2 separate regions of the Homo sapiens genome follow, and region 1 is linked to region 2. A link is a contact called in ENCODE Hi-C or POLR2A ChIA-PET data. All regions are on one chromosome and are shown on one strand. Each heading gives the region's core, a stretch centred on a gene start or an enhancer-like site at or near the end of the contact. The rest is flanking DNA. Distances are from core to core; before and after follow the strand shown.

What was found. Hi-C counts contacts between places; a loop is a spot of excess contacts on that map. ChIA-PET counts read pairs that join two places held with the same protein, here RNA polymerase II (POLR2A). Pooled maps may share reads with other maps.
Region 1: a loop to region 2 is called in a pooled map, with 6 times the contacts of the local background. The contact joins two enhancer-like sites. A Hi-C loop is called at or near these places in 5 of 50 pooled maps. POLR2A ChIA-PET finds 5 or more read pairs at or near these places in 6 of 52 experiments (AG04450, CD4-positive, alpha-beta T cell, H1 and 3 more).

What each region holds. Positions count from the first base shown.
Region 1 is chr9:33,412,281-33,417,752 of GRCh38, forward strand. No RefSeq gene overlaps it. Among named protein-coding and RNA genes, the nearest start is that of AQP7, 12 kb to the left of the region's middle. RefSeq lists enhancers at 2,294-2,825, 2,826-3,356. Within about 2 kb of position 3,336, at least 8 of the 41 ENCODE cell types and tissues checked have a DNase peak (open chromatin) inside an H3K27ac peak, as active enhancers do.
Region 2 is chr9:33,317,658-33,322,977 of GRCh38, forward strand. It overlaps NFX1 (nuclear transcription factor, X-box binding 1), which reads left to right. Exons shown (of 24, transcript NM_002504.6): 8 at 1,074-1,173; 9 at 1,253-1,470. Among named protein-coding and RNA genes, the nearest start is that of NFX1, 30 kb to the left of the region's middle. Within about 2 kb of position 3,259, at least 6 of the 41 ENCODE cell types and tissues checked have a DNase peak (open chromatin) inside an H3K27ac peak, as active enhancers do.

The DNA.
Region 1 (5,472 bases), core at 2,086-4,585, 95 kb after region 2:
GGCTCACACCTGTAATCCCAGCACTTTGGGAGGCCGGGGCAGGCGGATCATGAGGTCAGGAGATCGAGACCATCCTGGCTAACATGGTGAAACCCCATCTCCACTAAAAATACAAAAAATTAGCTGGGCGTGGTGGTGGGCGCCTGTAGTCCCAGCTACTCAGGAGGCTGAGGCAGGAGAATGGCGTGAACCCGGGAGGCGGAGCTTGCAGTGAGCCAAGATCACACCACTGCACTCCAGCCTGGGCGACAGAGCGAGACTCCATCTCAAAGGAAAAAAATTAGCCAGGCATGGTGGCATGCACCTGTAGTCCCAGCTACTCAGGAGCCTGAGGCAGCAGGATCACTTGAACCTGGGAAGTCAAGGCTGCAGTGAGCCATGTCTGTGCCATTGAGCAAGTCCCTGTCTCAAAAAAAAAAGAAAAAAAAAAAGAGAAAGAAATAAAAAAAAAATATGAGAAGTCAGCTCTGGGCTGGGCGCAGTGGCTCACACCTGTAATCCCAGCACTTTAGGAAACCAAGGCAGGAGGATCGTCTGAGGTCAGGAGTTTGAGACCAGCCTGGCTAACATGATGAAACTCCGTCTCTATTAAAAATACAAAAATTAACTGGGCGTGGTGGTGCACGCCTGTAGTCCTAGCCACTGGGGAAGCTGAGGCAGGAGAATCACTTGAACCCAGGTGGCAGAGATTGCAGTGAGCGAAGATTGCACCACTGCACTCCAGCCTGGGCAACAGAACAAGACTCTGCCTCAAAAACAAAAAAAAGTGGCCAGGTGTGGTGGCTCACTCCTGTAATCCCAGCACTTTGGGAAGCTGAGGCGAGAGGATCACCTGAGGTCAGGAGTTCGAGACCAACCTGGCCAACACGGTGAAACCCCGTCTCTACTAAAAATACAAAAAAATTAGCCAGGTGGGGTGGTGGGTGCCTGAGTAGTCCCAGCTACTCAGGAGGCTGAGTCACAAGAATTGCTTGAACCTGGGAGGCAGAAGTTGCAGTGAGCCAAGATTGTGCCACTGCACTCCAGCCTGGGTGGCAGATCAAGACTCTGTCTCAAAAAAAAAAAAAAAAAAAAAAAAGAGCTCTAATGGTGTATGGTTTATTTATTTTTTATTAATTTTATTTATTTATTTATTTTGAGACAGCGTCTCACTCTGTCACCCAGGCTGGAGTGCAGTGGTGTGATCTCAGCTCACTGCAAGCTCTGCCTCCCGGGTTCACGCCACTCTCCTGCCTCAGCCTCCTGAGTAGCTGGGACTACAGGCACCCACCGCCATGCCTGGCTAATTTTTTTGTATTTTTAGTAGAGACAGGGTTTCACCGTGTTAGCCAGGATGGTCTCGATCTCCTGACCTCATGATCCGCCCGTCTTGGCCTCCCAAAGTGCTGGGATTACAGGCGTGAGCCAACACACCCTGCCTGGCTTTGTTTATTTTTTTGAGACAGTCTCGCTCTGTTGCCCAGGCTGCAATGCAGTGGCGTGAATGTTGCTCACTGCAGCCTTGACTTCCCGGGTTCAAGTGATTCTCTCAGCTGGGACGACAGGCGCATGCCACCATGCCACGCTAATTTTTGTATTTTTTGTAGAGATGGGGTCTCGCCATGTACCCAGGCTGGTCTCGAACTCCTGGGCTCAAGCAACCCACCCACCTCGGCCATCCAAAGTGCTGGGACTACAGGCACGAGCCACCGCGCCCGGTCTGGTGTGATTTTATTTAGGTTCAGTCTTGCATGTGGGCTGGAGCAGCGGGTCCTCTGTGGAGGTGCTGCATGCTTCCTATTTCATCCCATCAGGAGACACGTCATGTCTAGCTGCCCATGCTCAGTGATGCCAACTGCTCAGTGGCTTCAGGGAGTGACAGCCTGACCCCTCCATTGTCACATTCCCCCCGTCCCCCGCATCAGTACTTCGCCTTCTGCTTTTATTCTTTGATTTCTGCCTAAACCCATTTCATAATCTTTCCACAGTAAAGCATTTTAAAGGAAAAGCTCCAAGCAGCAATTTCCTAACCCACAGGAAAGAAAGAGTCTAAAAATGGTAGAGACTCAGGTACCAGGTTAATCGGAGCAGGGAGGAGGCTCAGGATAAGGGACGCATCATGAGAAGGAGGAAGGAGAGACTGAAGTGGTGGCCGGAAGGAGCAGTGGAAAAACCCAGAGACCTCCTGGCCAGGAGCCTGAGTTTGAGGCTGGTTTGAAGTTTCCCTACTCAGGGCCCCACCTGGGTGTGAGTTGTTTATAGCTCAGGCTTTTTAGACAGACAGACCTGAACTTGAATCCAGCTCAGCTTCTTAATCAGCATTGGGTGACTTAAAGCAAGAAATTTAACTGGGCTTCTTCATCTGTAAAATGAAGATATGAATCCTTATCTTGCAGGGTTGTTGGGAGAATGGACTGAGTGGGCAGGGGGCATGGCAAGGGCCTGGTAGAGTAAACTCTCTGGGTGGTGGGTAGGAAGCCCATCTGAGGGAGGGAAACTCTGTACTCCACACCTCCTGTCCTTCTCCTGCCCTAACAGATTCTTGCCTGATGCCAGGGCCAAACTAGAAGTGCTGGGAGTAGAGTATAATATGCTCATTCTGCAGACAGCAAGAGCAATGCTCAGGGACATCCACCTTCCTCTTCAGCCGCTCCAATGGTGTGTCTGGTCTCCCAGCCCTTGCCATTGCAGCCTAGTGGCTTAGCTTTCTGGACTTGAACCCTTGGTCACCCCCTCAGTCTAGGGGCCAGGCTGCCCCAGGCACCCTGCAATTGCCAGCCCAGTTAACAGGCAGCCGACTCACTGAGCGGGTGGGGGTTCCAGGCATGACAGGGCCTTGGGCAGGCTGCCTCCTGGGGACAACTGGCTTGCTGAGCCCGTGACGGGTGGGGCCATTTGATTCCCAGACGATTTCTCCTACACTGGGAACATAGCAGATGCACAATAAATGTTGAGAGAATGGAGCTTTCCCCCACTGAGTGGGAGAGAAACAGTTTGTCAGGTGACTCTGCCTGTGGGGGCGTCCTGGGCATCCCCAGGAATTCACGGCTCCAAGCCCTTGAGCCCTGGGCGAGGGGGTGCGGGGGAAGCACCTGGGGTGGGGCAGTGAGCCGGGAGCTCCTCCTTTCTCCTGTTCCAGCCTGTCTACTCCCGCCCTGCACGCCCCTACCCACAACCCTGGCCCCTAGTTGAGCCTCTCACTCCTTTCACAGCAGCTGAGGCAACCCAGCCAAGAGCCTCAGTGAGATGGGTTTGGGTAAGGTGGAACCTTAACCCCCAGACTCCCAACCTCATCCTGTTTTCAGCACCCATGAGACTGGCTCTAGCACCCCCTGCTGGCAGCCGAAGCTGACTCCTTTAGCCTGAGTCCACTGGAGGTGTCACCCGTGCGTCCCCAACTCCAGTCCCCTCAAGGGCTCCACCCGGCCCAGCCCACATGCCTTTGTTGTGGCTTCCAAGTTTTCTTTTCCACGTCACCTGCGCTGCTTGCTCTCTGGTTTTGTTGACTTTAGTGCTGTCTCTGTTTGCTCTGGCTGAGCCAACAGCCTCAGGATGAAACTCTGAGCCCAGGAAGTGTGAACCTGAGAGGCAGCAGGCTGGGGGTGGGGACGGAGGCAAATGAGAGACAGGGTAAGATCTGAGCTGGTTCCCGGGCTCAGGCTGGAGTTCATGGCAGCTCACTCCAGCAGCAGGGTCGGGGCCCATGGGCAGGGATGGGTGGAAGGATTTTTCCAGCCTCACTGAGAGCAGGTCTTGGCCTGTCACATCACTGTTTTGAAGTTTATTTGGAAGCTCAGCCCCAGAACTCTAATGCCTCACATCTCCAGGAGGTCTGAACCCCTCTGTGGGGCAGTGCAAGTTCCCTGGAGGCTGCGATCTGATTTCAGCCCCTAGTCCTTCAACCGAGCAACACAGGGGACACCACCATCCCCCATAGGAAGCCTCCAGGACCGAGCTTTCCTGACTTTCCGTGCGCCTCCATGAGAATCTGTTACCCAGCAGCCTGGCAAGGTGACCCCACAGGGATTATTGCCCCTCTACAAATTGAGCCCCAGACATGGTAAAGGGACATCTCCAAAGTCACCAAGTGAGAGCTTCCTGGCTCCTAGTCCAGACTCTTTGGCCCTCTTCAAGCATCTCTCAGATCATGGAGTGTGATGGGAAGGCAGCACCAGGCCCCAGGTGCCGGGGCAGGGGCCAACACACCAAGTTGTGGAGTGTGCATACAGTGCCACACAAACCAGGGGCATGCGCAACCTGGGGCTGACGTGCTCACCCCACAGCCCCTCAGACCAGACGCAGCCAGGACCCTCACGTCCCTCCTGCCTGCAGAGGGGGTAAGAGAAAGCAATGACTGAGTGCCCACCTGCCACTCACTGCTCCCAGCCTGCCTGTGTGGCCTGTGGGGTGTAAATGCCGTCTCAGGGTTAGGACAGTGGAACCACCCTGGCCTGCAGCCGGGAGCTTAGGGATAAGGTTAGGGAAGCTGCTGCCGTCACCACAGGCTTAGGGTGCCCAGCTCTGCCAGCTGATCCAGCCAAGTCCTTCTTGGGGAAGATGAGCTGTCATTAGAGAGCCCTTCCCACCTCTCAGACCTCCGCTTCTTATGGCTCGACAGGCTCTGAAGCTGCAATCCTTCTTTTCAGGAAGACACCTGTCACATGTGCGTGTGCTCTGGGAAGTGCTGTGTGTTCATCCACACTACCTCCGCCCATGCCACATGCCCCCTTCGCACCTGTGGCACACAGTCTAGGGGGCTGTGTGCCTGGGGACTCCCTATGTATGCTCAGTCAGACACGGGTACACATCTTGGACCCAGGTGTGTAACACAGCATTGCGCCCATATAGGTGAACACACAGGTGCTATATTCTGCATCCCTCCTACCCCTTTCAGAGCAAGGACCATTTGAGGGTGAGGGGTGAGTCACCTGCCAACCTGTGGGACCTGCTGAGCTAGCAGGATGGGAAGCCACAAGCTGACAGCTGTGGCTTCAAGGGACCAACACCCTGCGTGGGGCCCGCCCAACCACCAGCCTCCAGCGCCCCCAAACCCCTTACCTCCACCCTTATTAAATCCTACCCACACCCTCAGCCAAGACTCATGCCAGAAAGGCACCTCTATTCCTTTACAATATATATCTGCAGCTGAGCTGTCGCTGCACCTCATGGGCTACTACCAGACCTCTGCTTCTGTACAGATGCCTCAGGGAAAAACCAGGGTGGCAGCAGGACCCATCCCTCTCCTCTCCTCTGTCCAAACCCTGAGACTCCTAACTATGCCCCCCATGGAACCCCTTCTTGTTGATAATTCATACCTTTTGCGCCTCTTATTGAGCACAGAGCCCCATTCTAGGCCCAGACGGGCTCTGTCCCCTCCTGCCCTCTCTCACCTCTGTATTCCTGCTCAGAAGTCTGTCCCCAAGTCTGGGAACTCCCTGAGGACAGAGGGGCAGTCTGCAAACATAGACAGAAAACCAGGAAACCCGAGTAGCC
Region 2 (5,320 bases), core at 2,009-4,508:
GTCTTTAAAAAAAAAAAAATCTAGAGTCTTAATTATGGCCGGGCGTGGTGGCTCACGCCTGTAGTCCCAGCCCTTTGGGAAGCTGAGGCAGGTGGATCACCTGAGCTCAGGAGTTCAAGACCAGCCTGGCCAACGTGGTGAAACTCCATCTCTCCTAAAAATACAGAAATTAGCTGGGCGTGGTGGCGGGCCCCTATAATCCCAGCTACTTGGGAGGCTGAGGCAAGAGAATTGCATGAACCGGGGAGGTGGAGGTTGCAGTGAGCCAAGATCATGCCATTGCACTCCAGCCTGGGCAAGAGTGAGACTCTGTCTCAAAAAAAAAAAAAAAAAAAAAAAAAAAATCTTCATTATAGTGAAACCTTTTGGTTCTGTTTAATGTACGATTTTATTTTATGAGTATTATTTTTAATACCTTATTAGAAGGTTTCTATTTTATTTTTATTGTATATGTGATTTTAAAAATGTGATGTTTTTATAATACTGCATTTATTCTGATCATTAGATCTTATACTCTCATGCCAATTTTTAAATTTCTTTTTGGCAACGGGGACCTTTTTACAAGTGTTTTATGTAAAACCTGACATAAAGTATGAAACCTGTGCTTCTTGGGTTGAAGTGAGGATGGGAAATCCAGATGTCAACTCCTCCACCACTACTACCAGCTTAGCTTGTCTATCTCCTGTAACATCACCAGAGGACCCGCAGGAGCCTCACAGTGAATGGTGTTCAGCCACGGCCTTATGGACCAGATAGTGTTCTCTTAATTTAGAGGTTGCTTCACTCTGATGCTGTTCTTGGAATGTGCTGCAGAGGCACTATGAGATATTAATAGTTTAACAAGGCTTTTTTAATTTCTTCCTATGGTAAAGCTCTTAGGCGGGTCTTAGAGCTGCTGTATGAACTATACTCATTTCTGCATAGGTCTGATCAGTACTCTATTTGGCCTCCCAGATTACAGGCATGAGCGACTGTGCCAGGCCCGCATTTTGTATTTTCTTATAGATTATTTGTGACATTTTAAGAACCCATACATGTTACTAACGTTTTGTTTTTGAAATTTTCTCTTCAAGTATGCTATTGCGGCAGCACCTCCCGAGATGTGTTATGTGGAACCGATGTAGGAAAGTCTGATGGATTTGGGGATTTCAGCTGTTTAAAGATATGTGGCAAGTAAGGTTTTACGTTTTCTTCAGTTGAACTAAAGCTGCACTTTATGCAACAATTATGTAATAGTGTGTTTTCTTAACAGGGACTTGAAATGCGGTAACCATACATGTTCGCAAGTGTGCCACCCTCAGCCCTGCCAGCAATGCCCACGGCTCCCCCAGCTGGTGCGCTGTTGCCCCTGTGGCCAAACTCCTCTCAGCCAATTGCTAGAACTTGGAAGTAGTAGTCGGAAAACATGCATGGACCCTGTGCCTTCATGTGGAAAAGTGTGCGGCAAGCCTCTGCCTTGTGGTTCCTTAGGTAACTAGTAAGCGTAAAGTTGGCTTTAAAAATATTATTGTAAATGGTTGGCAGCAGTGAGTGTTTAAGCAATGTAGAAGTAAGTGCTAGTTACAATATCAGAGGTTTCTAAATATTATGATCATATTTATGTAGGTACGTTTTCTTTCCTCCTCAACATATACTTGTGAAAACCCATACATTTGCCCAAATGATCTCTCTGATTCAGGTATTTTATTGTTAACTCTGGACAACTGTGGTGAGTTACTGTTCCATAGGGGTTATGATTTCTCTTAGGAGCCTGTACTGTAATGAACACTATATGTATTTATACCAATCCAGGGTTCAGCAAGTGTTGAAAACCCTTTTCACATAATAGGAACATGCTAAAATAATTGTGGGTGAGACAGAGTCTGGTTTGGAGACAGAGTCTCGCTCTGTCGCCCCAGCTCGAGTGCAGTGGTAGGATCTCAGCTCACTGCAGCCTCTGACTCCTGGGCTCAAATGATTCTTGTGTCTCAGCCTCCCAAGTAGCTGGGACTACAGGCGCACACCACCACGCCCGGCTAATTTTTGTATTTTTAATAGAGACGGGGTTTCACCATGTTGACCAGGCTGGTCTCGAACTCCTGGCACCAAGTGATCCACCCGCCTTGGGTTCCCAAAGTGCTGGGATTACAGGTGTAAGCCACTGTACCTGGCCAAAGAACTAAAATTGTAAGTACAATAGAACCTCAGCCATTTAGATCATTCAAGGAATGTCAGCCTCTGTAGCTAAGTTTCCCATCTAGCTGAGGATACGAGGATAGCACCTATTGAACATCATTTTGGATGAATATTTTTCTTTTCTTTTCTTTTCTTTTTTTTTTTTTTGAGACAGAGTCTCGCTCTGTTGCCCAGGCTAGAGTGCAGTGGCGTGATTTTGGCTCACTGCAACCTCTACCTCCTGGGTTCAAGCAATTCTCCTGCCTTGGCCTCCCGAGTAGCTGGGATTACAGGCACCTGCAATCATGCCCAGCTAATTTTTTTTTGTATTTTTGTAGAGACGGGGTTTCACCATGTTGGCCAAGCTGGTCTTGAACTCCTGACCTTGGGTGATCTGCCCGCCTTGGCCTCCCAAAGTGCTGGGATTATAGGTGTGAGCCACCATGCCCGGCTGGATGAATATTTTTCTAAAATTTACATTTCATGTTTAAACAGAGTTTACTGAAGGTGTTGTAATTTTTCTCTCATTGACCCAGAGTCATCATTTTTATGAACTCCAGTTACTGTATTACACTGAATGCAGTGGTGCCCTTGGCCTGCTGAGGTTTCTCAGACTGATGCCCCATACCAATGAGCAGTTTGAATTGTTGTATCTGCTTGTTGAAGCTTTTTGTTGTTTATATTCTTATCAGTGCTTTTAGTATGCTTGCCTGTCTACTTTTAGTAATTCCCCCTTTCTTCTGATTTGTGGCTTCTGATTACTTGAATATAGAAACCAGAAAAAGCTCATTGGAATTAGATACAAAGTAATACTATACTGAGCCTATCTGACTCAGTCTTTTGGGAATGTATGTCTGCAGTTTTGCAATGACTTGGCAACTTCTCTCCTGAGTGGGTGTTGAAAGGCCATGCATTTAGAAAAAAATGGAAAGTAGGCAACTGAGATTGAATAGGAAAATTATTTCTAAAACTAACCATGTATCTTGTGAGGTAAAGCTAGAATCTTTAGGTTTGGTTTCCATTTCATCAAAAGGAGAGAGTTCACATTTCTTTCAAGTGCCAGCGTGAATCAGTGGGAACACCCTACTTAATCCTTTTTCTCAATCTGACCTTAAAATTGTGTATAGAGGAGAAGTGCTGTCTTCTTGTATTTTAATATACATTCCAGCTGCATTAGGAAAGCCAGTCATCTGTTGGTTCTCTGCTTGCCATGAAAATGTGTTTATGATATGGAGATCAAATGACTAGTAAATCAAATCCCCTTTCGGAAAGCACATGAGTCAGTTTTATAAGAATTTCACATATAATGACCAGAAATCCTACCCTGGCACTCATGTATCCTGTTGGTGATGAGAGAAGAAGGAAATGTGAAATGGGTAATGCAAAGGGACTTGAGCAAGAGAAGGGTAGTAACTGGCAGTAACAGACCTTGGGATGGGACAAGACCAGGTTAAGGGATAAGAGGGTACCTGCTATACCTCAGCAGGTATCATGGAAAACCTTTAAGGAAATAGGCTGAGTTGACTGAGAAGCTCAGAGACAAGCGTGTGGCTAGCGATAACAATGACTGTCAGGTTTGTTCAGACCTAGCTTATCTATAGAAAGCTCGCTTAGGTCTTTTGTATCTCACTCAGTAGGAAATTTCCATCCCAGAGACACAGCTTCAGTATAAGAGACTGGATAGAGTTCTACTTTAAAGATGGTAGCATGAAGAGCTCCCATAGATCTGCTTCCCAGTAAAGCAAACAAAGCTAGGGAAAACTATAAAAAAGCAACCATCAAGGCTGGGCATGGTGGCTCATACCTATAATCTCAGCACTTTGGGAGGCCAAGGTGGGAGAACTGCTTGAGTCCAGGACTTTGAGACCAGCCTGGGCAACATGGCAAGACCCTGTATGTACCAAAAAACATTTTTTATTTACCTGGGTATGGCGGCACGTGCCTGTGGTCCCAGCTACTTGGGAGGCTGAGGCAAAAGGATCATTTGACCCTGGGATGTTGAGGCTGCAGTGAGCCATGAATGCAGCACTGCACTCCAGCTAGGCTGACAGAGTGAGACCCTGTCTCAAAAAAAAAAAAAAAAATCAACCATTTAAAGTTTCTGGAGGCTGGGTGCAGTGGTTCACATCTGTAATCCCCCACACTTTGGGATGCTGAGGTGGGCAGATCACTTGAGGTCAGGAGTTCAGGACTAGCCTGGCCAACATGATGAAACCCCGTCTCTACTAAAAATACAAAAATTAGCCAGGCATGGTGGCACATGCCTGCAATCCCAGCTACTCGGGAGGCTGAGGCAGGGGAATTGCTTGAACCTGGGGGGCAGTAGTTGCAGTGAACTCAGATCATGCCACTGCACTCCAGCCTAGGTGACAGAGTGAGACTCCATCTCGAAAAAAAAAAAAAAAAGTCTCTAGAAATTGCCCTAAGAGCATACCTCAAATGAAGACATATTTATTCAACAAAATCTTCTAAAACTCTGGTAAACAACAGCAAGAGTCTGTGGCATTGAGCCCTAGCTAGTTCCTTCCTCCTCCCCTCAGCTCAGCTTGACAGATCTCCACTCAGGATAAGTGTGGACAAGAAGATGGGGCTTCTTCTCCCCTCAGCTCCCAGTCAGGTTTACCATATCTCACTGGGAAGGCCACATTGTCAACATTTCTCTACCCCTCCAACTCCAAGTTGAAGAGGCTGAAATTCTGGTGAGTGCAGCTGAGCAGTTAGGGCTCCCTTTCTCCACCAAGCTCCCACTTACAGAATGGAGGCTTCATCCCATTTGCAGCAGAATACTGGAGCCCTAATCGTCCTCACCCCAGCTCACTCGTAGGGCAGAGGTTCCACTGAGAGAAGCAAGCCAAGAAGGCAAGAGGCTACTATCCCACCCAGCACCCAGAGTAGTGCCTCAGAGACCTTTCCCAGGGCGAGAGACAGTTCATAACAAAAGAGAGCTCCGAGGTACTCTCCAAAGGAACTGACTTTATTTGAAACAGTGTGGGGAAGTACAGGCCTAAGGACACTTTAGAAAATGATAACATACCTTAAAGAACAGTAACTAAACTGTAGGCCATCTAGTTCATCAGAGAGAATCAGGGAAAGGTAGCTAAGAGGAGCCCTCTTCAGGTCAGAACAAATCTCAAAGACTTACAGCAAAGACTATTCCTTCCCAAAT